Linked DNA regions of Homo sapiens: region 2 is linked to region 1. A link is an interaction called in ENCODE POLR2A ChIA-PET data of the cell type or tissue named here. Cell type or tissue: A673. All regions are shown on one strand. Each heading gives the region's core, and the rest is flanking DNA. Links, peaks and the distances in the headings are about the cores only. Region 1 overlaps RREB1 (ras responsive element binding protein 1). Region 2 overlaps CAGE1 (cancer antigen 1).

What was found. ChIA-PET counts read pairs that join two places held together with the same protein. Peaks named below come from ENCODE experiments on the same cell type or tissue, not always from the same donor. Only the 100,000 strongest peaks of a DNase experiment are listed, where the experiment ranks them.
Region 2: POLR2A ChIA-PET joins it to region 1 with 5 read pairs; 3 of 35 experiments call an interaction of 5 or more read pairs at or near these places.

What each region holds. Positions count from the first base shown.
Region 1 is chr6:7,246,113-7,257,224 of GRCh38, reverse strand. It overlaps RREB1 (ras responsive element binding protein 1), which reads right to left. Exons shown (of 13, transcript NM_001003699.4): 12 at 10,004-10,801; 13 at 5,245-8,714. The coding sequence ends at 8,257. Among named protein-coding and RNA genes, the nearest start is that of SSR1, 62 kb to the left of the region's middle. In A673, for the core only: no CTCF peak of the experiment used is centred there; no DNase peak of the experiment used is centred there; H3K27ac peaks cover 347 bases.
Region 2 is chr6:7,352,079-7,360,411 of GRCh38, reverse strand. CAGE1 (cancer antigen 1) reads left to right here. Exons shown (of 14, transcript NM_001170692.2): 10 at 4,283-4,387; 11 at 5,301-5,371. Among named protein-coding and RNA genes, the nearest start is that of CAGE1, 33 kb to the left of the region's middle. In A673, for the core only: no CTCF peak of the experiment used is centred there; no DNase peak of the experiment used is centred there.

The sequences.
Region 1 (11,112 bases), core at 3,631-8,630:
TGGCATATGCCTACAGTCCCAGCTACTCAGGAGGCTGAAGCACGAGAACTGCTTGAACCCAGGAGGTGGAGTTTGCAGTGAGCTGAGATTGTGCCATTGCACTCCAGCCCAGGCGACAGAGTGGGGCCCCACATTTTCATTTATCCATATGGATCCCAGCATTATGAGCCAGCCCTGACAAGTGCGTATCAGGAGACCAGGGACCCAAAGCTTCAGGGAGGTAAGCCAGGTGGAGGCAACTGCTCCTAGACTCAGTGCCAAGGTCGAGCCCAGCCACAGGTTCTTAGAAGTTCCCTTTTGGGGGGTAGGTGGTAAAGTTGGGTGGGAGCACCTGTGCCAATGTATGTAGAGGAGTGGCTGCAAAAGCAGGGAAAGAGGCCAGGCAGGAGGCTTGAAGGAAGTTTCCAGTACATATCCTAGATATCAGAGAGTTACCCCAGACCAAACAATGGCTCCATTGCAAACAATTTGCCTTGGTGTTAGCTTGAGGGGCAACTAGAGGTACAACTGAGGGGCAGGAATCTGGAACAGTCTTTAACAGAGCCCTGGTTTGCAAACTTTTCTGGGCTTTAGCAAATTCTCTAGGAATTTGCTAAAAATGTATATGGCTGGGTCCTCCCTCCTGAGATCCTGAATTAGTAGATCTGAAATGCAATTTTTTTTTTTTTTTTGAGACAGAGTCTCACTCTTGTCACCCAGGCTGGAATGCAGTGGCGTGATCTTGGCTCATGGTAACATCTGCCTCCCATGTTCAAGTGATTCTCCCGCCTCAGCCTCCCGAGTAGCTAGGATTACAGACACCTGCCACCATGCCAGCCTAATTTTTGTATTTTTAGTAGAGATGGAGTTTCACCATGTTGGCCAGGCTGGTCTTGAACTCCTGACCTCAGGTGATCTGCCCACCTTGGCCTCCCAAAGTTCTGGGATTACAGGTGTGAGCCACTGCACCCGGCCTGAAATGCAATTTTTAACAAGCAACCCAAAGAATGGTTCTTTTAGTGGGTAGGTGAGTGGGTGGGTTGTACACACAGAGGCACCTGATATGAGCGAGAAAAAATGGTCTTGGAGGCTCTGCCCTAGCTGATGCCTCATGGAGGACAGATGAGCCATCCCTGCAGAGCCCTGCCCAACCCACCGAATCCTGACCCAAAGTTTTGGTGTTCTTCGTCATGCAGCAAAAGAGAACTGGAACAGTTGGGAATTTACTCAGTGACCCTGGGAATATGTATGCCAAATATCTATGTGCCAAATCACAACAGTGCCATGTTTCCTAGAGGCCACGCATTCCTAGTTTTCAGTAACTCCCTTTTCAGTGGACGACACACACCACCCATTCTTGGGGACTTCTGTTTTAGGATTTTTCTGGTGGAGAATTTCATCCCAACAAAAGCACTCAATAGCCAGCTGACCTGGGCAAATCATTTCAATGCTCGTCCCTGCTCTGAAGGAATAAGGATTTTTTTTCCTTCACAGCTCACTGGACTTGGGTGAAGAAAAGAAACAAAAACCACAGGAAAACACTGCAGTGTGCAAAGTCCTGTACAAACACATCTGAGAATGAGGAAGGGAAAAGTGAGGCCCAATGAAAAGAGCAACACTCACCAAATTAACACGGTATTTGAGAAGCGAGATGACTTCCTTAATTTTCTTTATATTTTCCTGAAGCTCCTAAATTTTCCACACTGAGCAAGGCGTTACTTTTACGTAAATTCCCATAAAAGAGTCATGTCAGATCCATGGAGGAAGGCAGGGCTGGGGAGCAGCTGAGCCCCTTGCTGGCCCCACAGCCTGGGAAGCAGATGCCACCGTGGGGACATGAATTCCTGCCCTGACAGCTGGGCAAGACTTGAAGTGGTGAACGGCAAGGGCCAGGGATGTCACTTCCCCACTGGGCTGTGGCTTCCTTCCCCTAACAGTAAAACGGGAAAGGAGTGACCGCTTGTTTCTTATTTAGGACACTGACTCTGGCAGTCTAGAATTGGAGGGGACTCTTTTGTTGCTAAAGAGCAACCTTCAATTACAAGCTTAAAATAAGCCTAGTCATCCTCCCTCACTCCTGTCCTCCTCAGGGAGGTGGTTATGAAGGGGAGAGGCCTGAGCGCTCCAGGCCCAAGGCTTAACACCAGGACAGGCAAGCAGGCAGCTGGCGCTGTTGGCCAGTGGTTGGAGGCCCCACTCGCTCCTCAGCCCTTTCAAAGTAGCCTTTGGAATCCACAAGGATGGCAAACAGGCAGAAACCCCAAACAAGACTCTTGGGGCACTCGGGTTTAGGCAGTGGCTGAGTCTGTGCTGGGGCTGGAGTAGGGACTGTGGAAGGAACCTCTGGAGGGCCAAGATCGGCACTCTCTAAAGCCATATGTGGCTTCTGCCCACTCATTCTGAGATGGATTCTGTCTTTGAGGGGGAGAATCCACAGCCGTCTCTGCAGCCAGCTGCCGAGTCCGCCATCCACCTTATTCTGAACCAAGCTTTGGGGTCTAGACCGGAGCTTCTCAAACTTCAATGTGTGCACATATCCACTGTGGCCCTTGTTCACATGCAAATTCTGACTCAGCAGGTCTGGGTGGGTCAGAGGTTCTCATTTCTTTTATTTTTTGGTTTACGTTTTTATTTTTGTGAAGATGCGATCTCGCTCTGTCAATCAGGCTGGAGTGTGAACATAGCTCACTGCAGCCTTGAGCTCCTGGCCTCAAGCGATTCTCTTGCCTCAGCCTCCCAAAGTGCTGGGACAACAGGCATGCACCACCGCACCAGGTCAACCTGAGGTTGCCATTTCTAACAAGCTCCCAGGGATGCTGATGCTTTGGGTCTTCAGACGACACTCTGAGCAGTAAGGTAACAAGGGACTAGGCCTCATCCTGGGTGCTAGGTCTATGCCGCCAGCTCCCCCATCCCCATGCCCCATGCCCTCCTCCAGTGGAGGAGGCTTTGGTCCAGGGTGGGGATGCTGGATAAGCACCAAGGCCCAGGCAGAGTCCTGGGGCCATGGGGAGGTCACAGGCTGAGCGGGAAGGTAGTGGGATTACAGGGCCAGAGGAGGCCAGGTAGGAGAAGGTGACAAGACTCCCTGGGGTTCAAAGACAGTGCCTGCATCTTGGTGATCTCCCACAAGGCCCTCCTCTGGCTGTTCCCCGCACTGTGCCATGAATGTGTGTGGTGAAGTTCTACCTACTTCCTCACCAGGCAACCAAGGAAGCATTCCCATGAGAAGACTGTAGAAACAATAACGAGAGCCCCTAACATGCACCTTATGTAATTAACTCATAGCATCCACACAACAGTGCCCATGAGGCAGGTACTATCGCTATCCCTTTCTTAGGAATGGTGAAATTGAGGCACAAGGCCATTCACCAGCCCGAAGAGGCAGAACTGGGATTGTCATGCCAGCCAGCTTGTCCCCAGCAACACAGCTCGTGGCCACTTCTTTGTCCTGCATCTCTAACACAGCGCAGGTGGTTGGCTATGTCTTTGGGCGGAGGACCTGAGGTTTGAGATCCGCTTACCCAGGGCTAGTACATCTCCACCTGCCACCGCCCACTCAGGCATGCGGATCCCCCAAGCTCCCACATATAAATGTGTGTTAAATTCTACGTCTTTCAACAGAGGGGCCTGAAAAAGCTTAAGGACCACAGCCACAGCTCTGGTCCTGCAGGGAGGTGGCACTTAGCAGTGTATGGTACAGTGCACTCAATGCATTTTAGCATTATCCACAATCAGCCTCCTCCACAACCAACTTCTTTCAGTGTTCGTTTTTTTTTTTTTTTTTTTTTTGAGACAGTTTCACTGTGTTGGCCCAGGCTGGAGTGCAGTGGCGGCATCTCGGCTCACTGCAACCTCTGCCTCCTGGGTCCAAGGGAGTCTCGTGCCTCAGCCTCCCGAGTAGCTGGGATTACAGGCACACACCACCACACCCAAATTTTTTTGCAGTTTTAGTAGAGATGGAGTTTCACCATGTTGGCCAGGCTGGTCTCGAACTCCTGACCTCAAGTGATCCTCCCGCCTTGGCCTCCCAAAGTGCTGGGATTACAGGTGTGAGCCGCCACTCCCGGCCCAGTGTTTGTTTTTTTGAGATGGAGTCTCACTCTGTCGCCCAGGCTGGAGTGCAGTGGTGCGATCTCGGCTTAATACAAGCTCTGCCTCGCGGGTTCACACCATTCTCCTGCCTCAGCCTCCCGAGTAGCTGGGACTATAGGCACCTGCCACCATGCCTGGCTAATTTTTGTATTTTTAGTAGAGATGGTGTTTCACCGTGTTAGCCAGGATGGTCTCAATCTCCTGACCTTGTGATCCACCCACCTCGGCCTCCCAAAGTGCTGGGATTACAGGCGTGAGACACCGCACCCAGCCCCCAGTGTTGCTTTTTGAGAGCCACTCCCTAGTTATAGGAGTTGAGGCTCTGCTAGGAGTTGGGGCTCTGCTGATTGCTATTTTACCCAAATGTGAGTTTTAACCTGCACCATCCCCAGCCCTAGGGTTGCTGTCCCCTCCCGTCTCACCAAAATCTGGTCACACTAACAGATTTTGTTCTCCCTCCACTAGGTGCTGACTCAATCACTTACCACTGGGTTGGAGGAAGAAGAGGCGAGGCGGACTTCTTAGGCATTATTGCACAGGAAACAAAAATGCTGGCTTTAGCCAATGACAGAGTGGCCTGCACTGTGGTGCCTCATTAGGTCCAGCCTCCTGGCCCTGTGCACCCAACACCAAGATCTCCACTCTGAAGCTCTGACAGTGGCCATGCACTTAACTTTCCACATGCTCTCAAAGCAGCTCTCACAACTGCAGCCGAGTGCTTTTACATACAGCAGGGTCTTGCTGTGTCCCCCAGGCTGGAGGGCAGAGGAACGATCGTAGCTCATTGCAACCTCAAACTCCTGGGCTCAAGCGATCCTCCTGCCTCAACCTCCCAAATAGCTGGGACAACAGGCATGTACCACCATGCCAAGCTAGTTCTTAAACATTTTTTTCTAGAGATAGGGGTCTCACTATTTTGCCCAGGCTGGTCTTGAACTTCTGGTTTCAAGTGAATCTCCTGCTTTGGCTTCCCAAAGTGCTGGGAGCATAGGCAAGAGTCACTGCCACAGCCTCCAGCGCAAATAAAAATGCTGCCTGGGTGACAAGAGCTTTCCTGGGCACCTGTGACTCCCCCCAATGGTACTGCACACCTGGGACCTGCCCCAAGTGGGCTGTGGGTTTGGGGATGGGATCACAACAAATCACAGGACGGCCACGTGACCGGCAATCTGCAGCTTTTAAAATATAACATTTATTGCTTAAATGGTTTGATACAGAACAGCTTTCTTCTCATTCTGAATTTGGAAGTTCTATACAACTGAATACAAAGAGGAACAAAAAGTACCAAAACCAAACTTGTGATTCTCTGTTCATGTGGCATAAACCAGTTTTGTACATAACATGTAGCAGCAGTTTTTAAGTTCCCTTTAGAAAAATATGAATTCTACAAATTTATTATTGTTTCCTGTTTAATGCATGGGCTGAAATCACTAGGATCAATTTCCTTCTTGAAGAAAGAGGAGAGGAAAGAGACGAACAGAGGGTCAGAACGCATGGTGAATCTTCCAAAACTGGCATCCGACTGTTACGTAGCTTCCCCAGCGCTGCTTGGAACACAGCCCTCTGGGTTGTTTTGTTTTCACAGCCAGGTGTTTCATGTAGTGATTGAATCTCAGCATCATGTCCATTAATCAATGAGAAAAAAAAAAAAAAAAAAAAAAGAGAAAAAACTTGCACCTCAAAAAACTTTTCAGAAGATCCATATATATATATTTTTTTGTAAAAGCCCTGAGAGAAGGAGAAAGAGAATCAAACAAAATGTATAGAAACAAATTAGCTGGACATGCAAACTAAGCTATGATTCACCCAGAGTTTAAACAAATCACAAATTTCACAGTTTAATATTGGGGGGTGGGGGAAGGGCAAAAACAACAAACAAATAATACGTTTCTCCACCTCACTAATAAAATGTGGCAAGACCTTATTGACTACGAGGGTACAGATCAAGGCTAAGTAAAGCTTTAAATCAATAGTGATTATTGCGAGCGGCAGCCCCAGCTACACACGTCGCTGGGAGCTGATTACTGCTACATCTCACCGCAGCGTAGAGTTTAGTCACAGCTTCTCCCCACAATATTGCAAGTTTAGTGTGGAGAGTCGCAAAGAAAAAACACAAGAAACCCCAAATAATAATAACAACAAAAACAACAATAACAACTGTAATAATAATAATAATAATAATAAAAACCCTAAGGGATGTATGAACTGGTTTTAACTAAGTAGGCCAAGGGATCATTGGTTCTGATTTGCATTCATCTCTACAGTAAATAAAACCTCGTTTTTAAACTGGTTCATACACCCCTAATACAGTTAAAAATCATATATACCTCAACCTTTTTTCCTTTCGTATGCGAAGATATCACTTTTCATTATCTCAAGAATATCTATCTTCCTGTGAAGTCTGGGAGGTTGGATTTCAGAAACTGGTGAAGTGGCGGAGAAAAGGGGGCGTGCACGTTTCTGTGTGAACAAGTCTATGTAAAGGAGGAGCACTGGGGCCAGAAAAGGCCAGGGGAAGGAAGCTGGGGTACAGGGGTGCCTCCCCAGGGGAAGGCAAGAGGCTCCATACACTGCAGCAAGCACAGGGGTCCCCAGCAGCAGGCTGGCTGGGGACCCCTGAGGTCTTGGCTGAGGGACCAGGAGCTCAGGTGCAGTGGGGTACATTCTCCTCCCTGCAGGCGGAGACAGTGAGGGAAGTCTATTGCCTGCACAGGATGCTCATGGGTAAAAATAACCCTGCCTTTTTGCATCCAGGGGTGTGGGCTATTTAAGAAACTAGAAACAGCACATTTATCTTCAAGCACCAACCCCACATCGCAGGAAGGTAAATATAAACCTATTTCTTATCTGACATCTTGCATGTGTAGTTTTATTACCAGTAGTAGTATTTCCTTGCTTTGCAAATGACAGTAGCACAGCTGGGTAAGGCTTGGATTAGGCTTAGCAGGAAGACTGGGAATACCTCGCTCACGAGTAATGTGCCTGGTCACTGGGTCACTGCTTTGCTTTCTCCAAAGTCATCTCTGCAGTGCTCCAGGCACGGCCCTGGCTTCTTGATGCCTGTTCCCTGGATGCATGCATCCTCACTCCACCCTCTCTGAGCTGCTCCTGGACCATGCTTGGGAAGACTGCTCACGGCCCCTTCTAAATTCTGCAGTGACAGAAGAAAGGCTTGTCTCATTACAGTAGAAGAGCTACCACCCGAGGGTGCCAACCACAACCGCAGGCACACGTTAACACGGGGACCTGGGTGCGGCACAGGTCTCCCAGGACAAATATTGCCCATTTGATTCTGCTCACTGCAGAGAACAGCAAACTGATGAACTAATAATAATAATAATAATAATAATATTAATAATACATATACTGAAAGGGAAGAGGAGGCAATCAAATATATCCTATCCGTGCATGTTTTCCATAGGTTAAGACGCCAGGGGAGTAACTCTTCTCTATAGTTAAGAATGGATGTCTTGAAACTTGAACAGTGACCATGTCTAATGCTGACAGACTGGAAATGGACATGAGGCTGAAGCTAGAATCTTCCCTGGTTTTGGCCTGAAACCATATTGGAAACCTTCATCAACCACATCCTGTAATACCAAGGACCAGATGACAGCTCCACCATGAAGCACAAAGAAAAAAGGAAAATGTCTATTTAAGAAATTATCATCTTATCCATCTTTCCTCTGGTCATTTACATGAAATTCACATCATTTTCTTCCAGTTATTGGCTATGGGTACCCAAGGGTATGTTTTTTCCTTCTGTTTCCAGCTCACAGAACAAACGGTGCTATCACAGATTCACAAGAACAAGCTCACACACACCAATACAAAATAACGCTAATGCTCAAATGAAGAGGTCCTCTCCAGACAATTCATTATAATATTTGTTTTGTTTAAGAAGTCATTTTGGAAAAATACAACACCCATGATAATATGGAGGGATCCGGTAAGTAGTTAAGGCACTGGAATCGGCACGGGCTGTGGCCTCCCGCGCAGGCTGCGGTAAGGCTATGGCACTGAGCGAGCAGCCACGCTCCTGCTTGTCTCTCTCTCTCTCTCTCTCTCTCTCTCTCTCTCTCTCTCTCACTCCTCAACAGCCAAAGGGCACTGAGGAAACCCCATGAAGTATAGACGCTTTGCTCTGCTGGCTTTTGTCTGTGCTGAGGGGGACTGAGGCTGTCACTCCATCCCCACGAGCTGGGAGGCGCCATCAGCTGTGGCCAGGATTGGGTGGGCAGGCCTCTTGCTGCGCGGCTCCAGCAGGTCCTGCCCCAGGGCCGCCGGGCTCTCTGGGTTAAGGTCACCCTGGCCAGGCTCAGACGGCCACCCTGCCGTGACCTTCTCCTCCCTGTGGCTGCAGTCCTTGGTGGCACTGGCCAAGCCCTCCTTCCGGCTCCGGGTGACAGCCATGTGGTTGCTGGCATTGGGAGCCAGCTCAGCCTCGTTCTCTGAGACGGCGTTGTTGCCGCTGTGGGTGGACTCATTCTCGCTGTCCTCCTCACCCCGCTCTTCCTTGTCGCTGTCCTTCCCGTGGTGTTTGGCATGCCTGGCTTTCTGGTGGATCCGCTGGTGGCGAACCAGGCTGTGCTTCAAGGTGAAGGTTCGCTCGCAGGTCTGACATTTGTATGGCCTTTCCCCTGGAACAATGGAAGAAAGAATTTCCATTAACCAAAAGGCACCAGTACCCACTGCACCCTGCTCTGCACAGGAAGAATGAGGCTCCCAGGCTATGTGCGGGGGGCCAGGACTCCGTCCTACTCAGCCAGAGGCCTCTTCCTTGAACCAGCAAACTGAGGACGGACAAGCTCTGTTTGCTGGTTCAAGCTGTCAGTCTGAGACCTTTCCTCTCCTTCCTCTCTCAGCCCAGGCACTCTACATACTGATCCAGAAAACCCAGGTCCCAGAAGCAGAAGCCTCAGGAGATGTGCAGACTGGCCTCGACCAGAGACTGGGAAGGAATCTAGAGGGGGACAGGAGTGGACCCTCTCAGGGATCTGTATGGACAGCAGCACCTAGGTCGGGGGCACCAGTTACCCTCTGCATTGCGATGTGGTGCAGCGGGGGCTTTCCTGATGGCTCACACGCCAGGCCCAGGGCAGGGCCCACCACGCTTGTTGGGAGCCCAAGAATATCCCTCTTCTGAGAGCCAAGGACCCTGGCCCTTCACACGGGCAAGCGCAGGGCAGAGCCGACTGCGCTGGGTCGGGGCACATGTGTTCACTGCGGGCTGCAGCTGTGACAGGGAGGGAAGCTGCGGCTGAGAGGAGGGACAGGTTATTTTGGAAAGAAGAAGGATATATCTCTGGACTCCATGAGCATATTCAGGTCTTTGTGTCAAAGTAAGCGCCCCTGCTCTGGGGTCTGCAGCCTCCACCCTGCAGGTGGTGGGTGAACTCTAGAACGGTGTGAAGGGCAGTGGCTAAGGGTCCTGTCCCAGTCATCTCAGCCGAACTGCACGGCTAAGAAAGGAAAAGGCCCTCCTGACCCTAATGGATCACCCAGGGTGCCTGCCCCACAGCGGCCTGGGGCAGTGCCTGTCGTCCAGGCCACAGGACTAGACAGGACTAAGTGGCCCAAATGCCCAGCACAAGCACCCTCTCCTAGATACCTCTATGAAACAGGGCAGCTGTTACCCCCACTCTACAGATGGGGAGGCGGAGGCAGCAGAGCTAAAGGCGGATCACAGCGTTCTCAAAAACACAACGGCCAAGGACCCTCTCCTGCCTGGCTGCAGGAGGCCTGCACCGTCTTCAAGGGCTGAGAGTACAACTCCTTAAAACTCCTAGTTCACGGGCTTAAAGGGCACACCGGCAACGTAAGCAAACGTTCTCTCGGTGGCCTCCAGCGCCGCTTCAGGGGAGCTCCTAGGAGAGGTGCCCGGCTCGCCTCCTCTTGTTGGGCCGGGGACCTGGCCTGCCCTGGTTACCTGTGTGGGAGCGCATGTGCCGGGTCAGGTCCTGCAGCGACCAGAACCGCTTGTTGCACACGCTGCAGACCTTCTTCCTCTTGTCTGCCTTGCTGGCCACGCTTTTGGGGGAGTCTGTCTTTGGTTTCTTGTCATCGTCGCTCTTCTCTGAGGACCTTTTCTCGGCCGCGCTCTCCCCGTCGGAGGGGCCCTCCGTCTCCTCCGCGAGCTTTTCCGCCGGGGCCTCCCCGGCACCCGGGGCCGACTCCACCACCTCTGCCGGGGTCTCGGGGGGCTTCTCCTCCTGTTCAGGGGCGGGCTGGGGCCCCTCCTCTGCAGTGCTGGCGCCATCTCCCTTCTCGTCCTTGGGCTCCTGGCGGCCGTGCGCCTTCCGGTGGCGGCTCAGGGTGCCCAGGAACTTGAAGCTCTTCCCACAGGTGTCGCAGGCGAGCTTCTGCTCCTGCGAGGCCGCGCCCCCGGCGCCTGCCTCGCCGTCGCCCTCCGCCAGCTTGAAGTCCATGAGCTTGGTGGCGAAGTCCAGGTCCAGGCTCTGGTTGCTCGACGCGTCCTCTTCCGCGCCGTCGGCGTCCCCAGTGCTCTCCTCAGTGCCATGCTCCTCCTCCGGCTCATGGCTCTCCCCACGCCCGTGCTCTTCCCGGTGCACCGGCGAGGCCGTTTCCGCCGTGGCCTGCTCCACAGGCGCATCCCCTGCGACCTGGCGGAGCTCAGTGGCGCCCTCCGACGGCTGCTCTCTGTCCCGTGAGGTGAGGTCTAGCACTTCGCCCGCGGCGGCTGCAGTCTCCGCATCCGACTGACTGTCTGTGGGGCAAGCACAGCGGGGAGGGCTCAGAGGGGCACCACCAGGTACGCCCATGCCAGGGATGTCGCCGGGAATGGGCTAGACCCACGCCAGCAGCCTGAACCCCAAACCAGTGAGGACTTCTTTCGGCCCAAATCCTCACCACCTGTTACATCCCCCAGGAGGACCAAGATGACCCTGGGGACGTGAAGAAAGGCAAAAGCAGCCTCCACATCACCTCAGGTGTGTTCCCAGGGCTGGCTGTGCCCCTGAACCCCTGGCTTCCACTGCCCCCGCCCCCAGGAAGGTGTGAGTGACTCAGGCAGGGCAG
Region 2 (8,333 bases), core at 2,992-7,991, 100 kb before region 1:
TTGAATTACGACCTAGATAGAGCTAAATACCCTGGCTTCACCTTATGGCCAGGCCACCTGGCCTGGCACCTCAAATCATAGAGGGCCTCAGTAACCCTCATAACAGGTGTGTGGTAGCAGGATAATGGCACCCCCAAAGATTCCCACACCCTAGTCCCCAGAACATGGCAGAATGGACTTTGCAGATGTGATTAAATCAAGGGCCTTGAGATTCAGGGGTACATTATCCTGGATTGTCAGGGTGGGTCCAATAATCATGAGTTCTTAAAAGTAGAGGACCTTTCCCAGACATGTCAGAGGGAGATTTGACTACTAAAGAATATTCAAAGCTACGACACTTGCTGGCTCTGAAGATGAAGAGAGGGGACCTAAGCCAAAGATGTGGGCAGCCTTTAGAAGCTGGAAAGTCTCCCCTAAGGCCTCCAGAAAGGAGCGCAGCCCTGTTGACACTTTGACTTTAGCCCAGTGAGACCTGTGCCAGACTTCCCACCTACAGAACTATAAGATAATCACTTTGTGTTGTGTGAAGCCACTAAGTTTGTGGTAATTTGTTGCAGCAGCGACAGAAAGTGAATACAAGATGTGTGACCTCAGTTTTTTAGTGATTTGGATTTCAGTGCCTCATAATATATTGAAGCAAGTTAATATATTATTAACTTGGAACTGTGTCCACAAATTTGGGATACAGAGAGGACCAAACCCAGGATATCTTTGGAGGGCTCATGACTGAGCAGTGCCACCTGGACTGAGTGAACCTCATCTTGGCTTCTCTGCCTCTCACTGGCTGTAGTCCACACTGCCCGGGGAGCAGCTCTCCAAAAGGACTTCCTCCTCTGCTATGTCAAATGTCTGTTGCTGTGAACATGACCCAACATGTGTGTTCAGCCTCTGCCTAACTCACCCCTGCCCTTAGAGCCTACATCTTCAAGGCAGTCAGTGAGGCCCATCACAACTTCTGTGGGTCTGTGTCTGTGCTCTGTGCTGCAGTACACATGGGCAGGCCACTCAGGAAAGGAGGTGCTGAAGAGGTGGCAAAGATACTTAACATCTTTAAGATACAAATTAGGCCAGGCAAGGTGGCTCACACCTGTAATCCCAGCACTTTGGGAGGCCGAGGTGGGTGGATCACCTCAGGTCAGGAGTTTGAGACCAGCCTGACCAACATGGTGAAATCCCATCTCTACTAAAAAATACAAAATTAGCCGGGCATGGTGGCACATGCCTGTAATCCCAGCTACTTGGGAGGCCAAGGCAGGAGAATCACTTGAACCTGGGAGGAGGAGGTTGCAGTGAGCCAAGATTGTGCCATTGCACTCCAGCCTGGGCAACAAGAGCGAAACTCCGTTTCAAAAAAAAAAAAGATGCAAATTAAAACCACAGAGAATACCACTCACCCGTTTTAGAATGTCTAAAATTAAAAAGACTGACTATACTAAGGCTTGGAGAGAATGTGGAGCAAATGCAACTCTCATTCGCTGCTGGTTGGGATGTAAAATTGTACAACCATTTTGGAAAACATTTTGGCGATGGCTTTAAAAGTTAAACACACACCTACCATTATTCTACTCCTAGTTTTTTTTGGTTATTGTTTACAGGGTATCACTTGCTGTGTCACCCAGGCTGAAGTGTAGTGGTGCAATCTTGGCTCACTGTGGCCTCCCACCTCAGCCTCCAGAATATCTGGGACTACAGGTGCACATCACCAGCCCTAGCTAATTAAAAAAAATTTTTTTTGTAGAGCTGGAGTCTTGCTATGTTGCCTAAGCCAGCCTCAAACTCCTGAGCTCAAGCAATCCTCCCGCCTCCGTCTCCCAAAGCACTGGGATTACAGGCATGAGACACTGTGCCTGGCCTACTCCTAGATGTTTACCCAAGAGAAATGAAAGCATATGTTCATACAAATATGTATGAGGTCTTTGTAGCTTTATTTATAATAAATAGCCCAAATCAGAAAGCAACCCAAATGTCTGTCTACAGGTGAATGGGTAAATACATTGTATATATTCATTCAATGAAAATACTCCTCAGTCATAAAAAAGGGATGAACTACTGAAACACATGCAACATAGAAGAACCTCAAAATAATTATACCATGTGAAAAGAACTAGACAAAAAAAGAGTAAATACTGTTTGGTTCCATTATATAACATTCTAGAATATACAAAGTAATCTATGATGACAGAAAGTGGATCAGTGTTTGCCTGGGACTGGCAGAGAGTGTGGAGGTCAAGGAAGGCAGATGGGCAGGAGGGAGGGATTGCTGAGTGGCAAGAAGAAACTTTGGTTGTGGAGGTTGACGGGCAGACTCATTATCTTGATGCTGGTGATGGTTTTGGAGGCATATATATATATATATATATATATATATATATATATATATATATCTCAAAACTTACCTAACCGCAGTCTGGCCAACATGGTGAAACCCCGTCTCTACTAAAACTATGAAAACTAGCCAGGTGTGGTGGCATACACCTGTAGTCCCTGCTACTAGGGAGGCTGAGGCAGGAGAATCACTTGAACCCTGGAGGCAGAGGTTGCAGTGAGCAGAGATTGCACCACTGCACTCCAGCCTGGGTGACAAAGCGATACTCCATCTCAAAAACAAAAACAAATATAAAAACAAACAACAACAACAAAAATTTACCAAACCATACACTTTAAATATGTGTTATTAATCGTGTGTCACTTATACCCTTAAAGCAGTTAAAATTTGTACGTTAGCAGAAACTCAAAATGTTGTATTTCTTTTCATGATAATCTAAAAACCCGGCTTCTGCAGAGCAATTCCTTTACCTTTAAAATAAATATTATTCTGTAAGGAAGCTTTTGCTATTCTTTATTTAATCTGAGGTTAGCAAATTAAAAAAAAATCCATCTGCAGACTTAAAAGGGTTGTTATTTTGATCTTGAAAGCTATTAAAGAATTCAAAGTGTGCCATGAAATCTATAATGAAAAAGAGAAATTGAGAAGGAATTCCACATTGCTTCAGTCAAGTGTCATGAAGCAGAGTGGAACCCCCCTCCAGGATGTAGTGAGGAGATGGGATGAAAAGAGCCTAACATTTTCTACTTCAAAAGTCTTTTAAATTCTCTTCACTTTTGTTCCAACTGTTAAATTGAGGTAATAACAACTAGATTAAGTACCTTAAATAATATATGTTGTTAGAGAAGTGGGACCACTGATTTGATATTGTCCTCATTAATTTATTCATATAAGAGAAAGAAAGTTGCTATTTCTGCTGCAAATTTGCTCTGTTATTGATTCCTCTAGGGTTCTTCACTACAGACATGTAAGTATATTTGAAACATTAGGCTGGGCGCGGTGGCTCACACCTGTAATCTCAGCACTTTGGGAGGCCGACGGGGGGCGGATCACCTGAGCTCAGGAGTTCAAGACCAGCCTGGCCAACATGGTGAAACCCCATCTCGACTAAAAATACAAAAATTAGCTGGGCGTGGTGGCGCACACCTGTAATCCCATCTACTCAGGAGGCTGAGGCAGGAGAATTGCTTGAACCTGGGAGGTAGAGGTTGCAGTGAGCTGAGATCGTGCCACTGTGCTCCAACCTTGGCGACAGAGACTCCATCTCAAATAAATAAATAAATAATAAAACATTAGATGATTAAAAGTCATTTAACATTGTTATTTCATGTTTATAGTTTTTCTTCTATAATTGCTTTGAAAATTAAGGTAACTGCTAGGGGAAATTGTGAATACCATTTCCTGATAATTAATTTCAGATGTCACATAATTTTTCATTTTTAATGGCTTTCTTGCAAATAAAAATTGGACCATAGGTCAGAAAATGAAATACATTAAGCTGAACCTTTTTAAAAACTTGCAGTCATTTATGCAAGGGAGAGTATTTCTCAAACCTGAAAATTATGCAAGGGAGAGTATTTCTCAAATCTGAAAAATCAGTGCTTTACTTCATATAGAGTCAAATATGTCTACCCATTGGCTATATATGGAAAGACGATAAGGAAGATTTGGGGCTGATAAATATTTGTATGTACCAATAGGTGTTCTGTTATTTGTAATGCTGTTTTATAGTATAAAGAGGAAAGGTAAAACCCCATTATAATTTTTGTTTATCTGTTCTAAGTGCAGTCCAACCATTATCTGGTTCATAGCCTCTCATGCTTCACCTACGGTACAGCTCGGTTTAGAAGAATATTGGAATAAAGTATTGCTCAGTTTTCTCATTTGTTCTTGGCATCCATATATAGCTTTCCTGGCAGGTTCCAGATTAGTATGTTTACTGATATTTCTCCATAGATCACAAAACTGGGACATCTCCTAGAGTCAAAAGAAAACCACTGCAACAGACTCATTGAAGAAAATGACAAGTATCAAAGACATTTAGGCAACTTAATAAAGAAGGTAGACATTTTTTTTTCTTTTGTATTTTGAGACAAGATCTCACTCTGTCACCCAGGCCGAAGTACAGTGCAGTGCTAACTACAGCCTCAATCCCCTGGGCTCAAGCAAGCCTCCTTGCCTCAGTCTCATGAGTAGCTGGGATTATAGGCATGTGCCACCATTCCTGGCTAATTTTTAAAAATTTTTGTAGAGACATGGTCTCGCTATGTTGCATAGGCTGGTCTCAACCTCCTGGTCTCAAGCAATCCTTCTGCCTCGGCCTCCCAAAATCCTGGGATTGCAGACCTGAGACACTGTTCCCGGCCTGGTACAAACTGCCTTACAGAAATATTTGTGCCTTTTAAAAACTATGCCAAATATTAATAGAATTTTAGAGCTAAAAAGGGTCTGTGGGATGATGTAGCACATTTATATTGATCCCTTTTACTTCATAATGATATTATAAAACACCCCCATTATCCTTTTAGCTGAAAGCTATCAAAGATTGTTGTGTGTGTCTATCCATTCTGCTGTTGGCAATTTAAAATCTTAGTATTGCTACTTCATTTTCAGGATAATTCTAAATCTTGCCAACTTAGTGTTCCAGTTTACCTTATTAAAACTGCCTTAACTTTAATCAAATGAACTCTAATCCCTAGTTGATGCATACAGTACTTATTTGGAAGACAACTAGATTATGGTTGACTCATTACTGTTGTCCATTTTTTGGTACTTCACGTTTTCTGCATGATTAATGGGCGTGTTATCATTCTTTTCTTTCATGTTCCTGATTTCAAAATGTAAGGAAAGTGTTTTGCCTATTATGAAACTTTCATTAATAGTCAGATAATTAAGCTTCAACTTGTAGTCATAAAAAAGAAAAAAATAAAAATTCTAGAATGAAAAATAATTGGTTTAGCTTATTTTTTTCAAGGTTACATCATATGAAGAAATCATTGAATGTGCTGACCAAAGGCTTGCAATATCCCACTCCCAGATTGCACAGTAAGTTGAAAAAACGAATCCTTAATTTTGTGAATATTTACTAATACCTTATTCTCTGGATTCTAAATTCTTTTTTTCAGACTCCTAGAAAGAAGAAAAATGTGCAGTTTTATTAATTAAGTTCATTCTTTATTAATATAGGTATAGACTGCTTAATGTCTGGACTACTTCAACAGTTAAGCAACCAGATTTTCATCTTCCTTTCTCAGAGCTCCCTTTGATTTAAAGGGGTGATGAAGGAATTACTAAGAAACATTCAGCAATTTTAGAGGACATTATCGTAGTATTCAAGTAAAATCTTGTAGTGCTTAGAAATTACTCACAAAAAGATATTGAATGCACACCAAATTAAACATATTCATACATATATCAAGAAGGAAATAAACTCATGAGAATGGGATTCAGCATGAAACACTGCAAAATTTGTGCTCCTAAACTCTGCATAGTTCTTATTTATTCATTATACTTGTTTCTAATATGCTGCTTCTTCCATCCTTCCCCCAATTTCATATATGCTGTGCTGGCTATCACTGGAGCTAACAAAAGGTCTAATTTTATAGAGACAGCGCCCCCAAAATATGAGCTTTCTATAAGCCTGCCTCACCCAAAATAATTAAAAGTGCATGCATTTGTATCTTAGAAAGTTTGCATTTGGTTTTCACAATTGTTTCTAAGCAGAACAAATGTCAAACAGTTTTTCCATTTTTTCAAACTAATGCAGGCAAGTTTTAAATTTGAAGAGGGGAGAGGATGTTGTATACTCAGGAAATGTAAAATTTGATTCCTCTTCAGCTTATAACCAAGGAAATTCAGCCAATGTTCAATGATCATAGGCCAATGAAATATAAAAATTAAAAAACTAATATTTAAAAATAATATCAAACTATCATTTTGCTGATATTGCTTTGCCTCAGTTATTTTTATTTTTATTTTATTTTATTTTTTGTTTTTTTTCCGTAGGTTATTGGGGTACAGGTGATATTTGGTTAGATAAGTTCCTTAGTGGTGATTTGTGAGATTTTGGTGCACCCATCACCCAGTCAGTATACACTGCACCATATTTATAGTCTTTTATCCCTCATCCCCCTTCCACACTTCCCCACAAGTCCCCAGAGTCCATTATATCATTCTTACGCCTTTGTGTCCTCATAGCTTAGCTCCCACATATCAGTGAGAACATACGATGTTTGGTTTTCCATTCCTGAGTTCCTTCACTTAGAATAATAGTCTCCAGTCTCATCCAGGTCACTGCAAATGCCATTAATTCATTCCTTTTTATGGCTGAGTAGTATTCCATCGTGTGTGTGTGTGTGTGTGTGTGTGTGTGTGTGTGTGTGTGTGTGTACATATATATAATAACAGTTTCTTTATCCATTCTTTGATTGATGGGCATTTGGGTTGCTTCCATGATTTTGCAATTTTGAGTTGTGATGCTACAAACATGTGTGTTCAAGTATCTTTTTCATATAATGACTTATGTTCCTCTGGGTAGATACCCAGTATTGGGGTTGCTGGATCAAATGATAGTTCTACTTTTAGCTCTTTAAGGAATCTCCACACTGTTTTCCATAGTGGCTGTTTACATTCTAGTTTACATTCCCACCAGCAGTGTAGAAGTGTTCCCTGATCACTGCATCCATGCCAACATCTACTGTTTTTTGATTTTTTTATTATGGCCATTCTTGCAGGAGTAAGGTGGTATCGCATTGTAGTTTTGATTTGCATTTCTCTGATCATTAGTGATGTTGAGCATTTTGTCATATGTTTGTTGGCCACTTGTATATCTTCTTTTGAGAATTGTCTATTCATGTCCTTAGCCCACTTTTTGATGGGATTATTTTTTTCTTACTGATTTGTTTGAGTTCCTTATAGATTCTGGATATTTGTCCTTTGTCAGATGTATAGAGTGCGAAGATTTTCTCCCACTCTGTGGGTTGTCTGTTGACTCTGCTGACTATTCCTTTTGCCATGCAAAAGCTCTTTAGTTTAAGTCTCAACTATTTATCTATGTTTTTATTGCATTTACTTTTGGGTTCTTGGTCATGAAATCCTTGCCTAAGCCAATATCTAGAAGAGTTTTTTCCAATGTTATCTTCTAGAATTTTTATAGTTTCAGCACTTAGATTTAAGTCCTTAATCCATCTTGAGTTGACTTTGGTAAAAGGCGAGAGATGAAGATCCAGTTTTATTCTCCTAGATGCAGCTAACCAGTTATCCCAGCACCATTTGTTGAAAAGGGTGTCCTTTCCCCACTTTATGTTTTTGTTTGCTTTGTCAAAGATCAGTTGGCTATAAGTATTTGCATTTATTTCTGGGTTCTCTATTCTGTTCCATTGGTCTATGTGCCTATTTTTATACCAGAACCATGCTGTTTTGGTGACTATAGCCTTATAGTATAGTTTGAAATCAGGTAGTGTGATGCCTACAGATTTATTCTTTTTGCTTAGTCTTGCTTTGGCTATGCAGGCTCTCTTTTGATTCCATATGAATTTTAGAATTGTTTTTTCTAATTCTGTGAAGAATGATGGTAGTGTTTTGATGGGGATTGTATTGCATTTGTAGATTGCTTTTGGCAGTATGGTCATTTTCACAATATTGATTCTACCCATCCATGAGCATGGGGTGTGTTTCTATTTGTTTGTGTCATCTATGGTTTCTTTCAGCAGTGTTTTGTAGTTTTCCCTGTAGAGGTCTTTCGACTCTTTGGTTAGGTTTTTTTTTTTTGTTTTTTTTTGTTTTTTTTTTTTTTTGCAGCTATTGTAAAAAGGCTTGAGTTCTTGATTTGATTCTCCACTTGGTCGCTGTTGGTATATAGAAGAGCTACTGATTTGTGTACATTTATCTTGTATCAGGAAACGTTGCTGAATTCGTTTGTCAGTTCTAGGAGCTTTTGGGAGGAGTCATTAGGGTTTTCAAGATAAATGATCATGTCTTCAGCCAACAGTGACAGTTTGACTTCCTC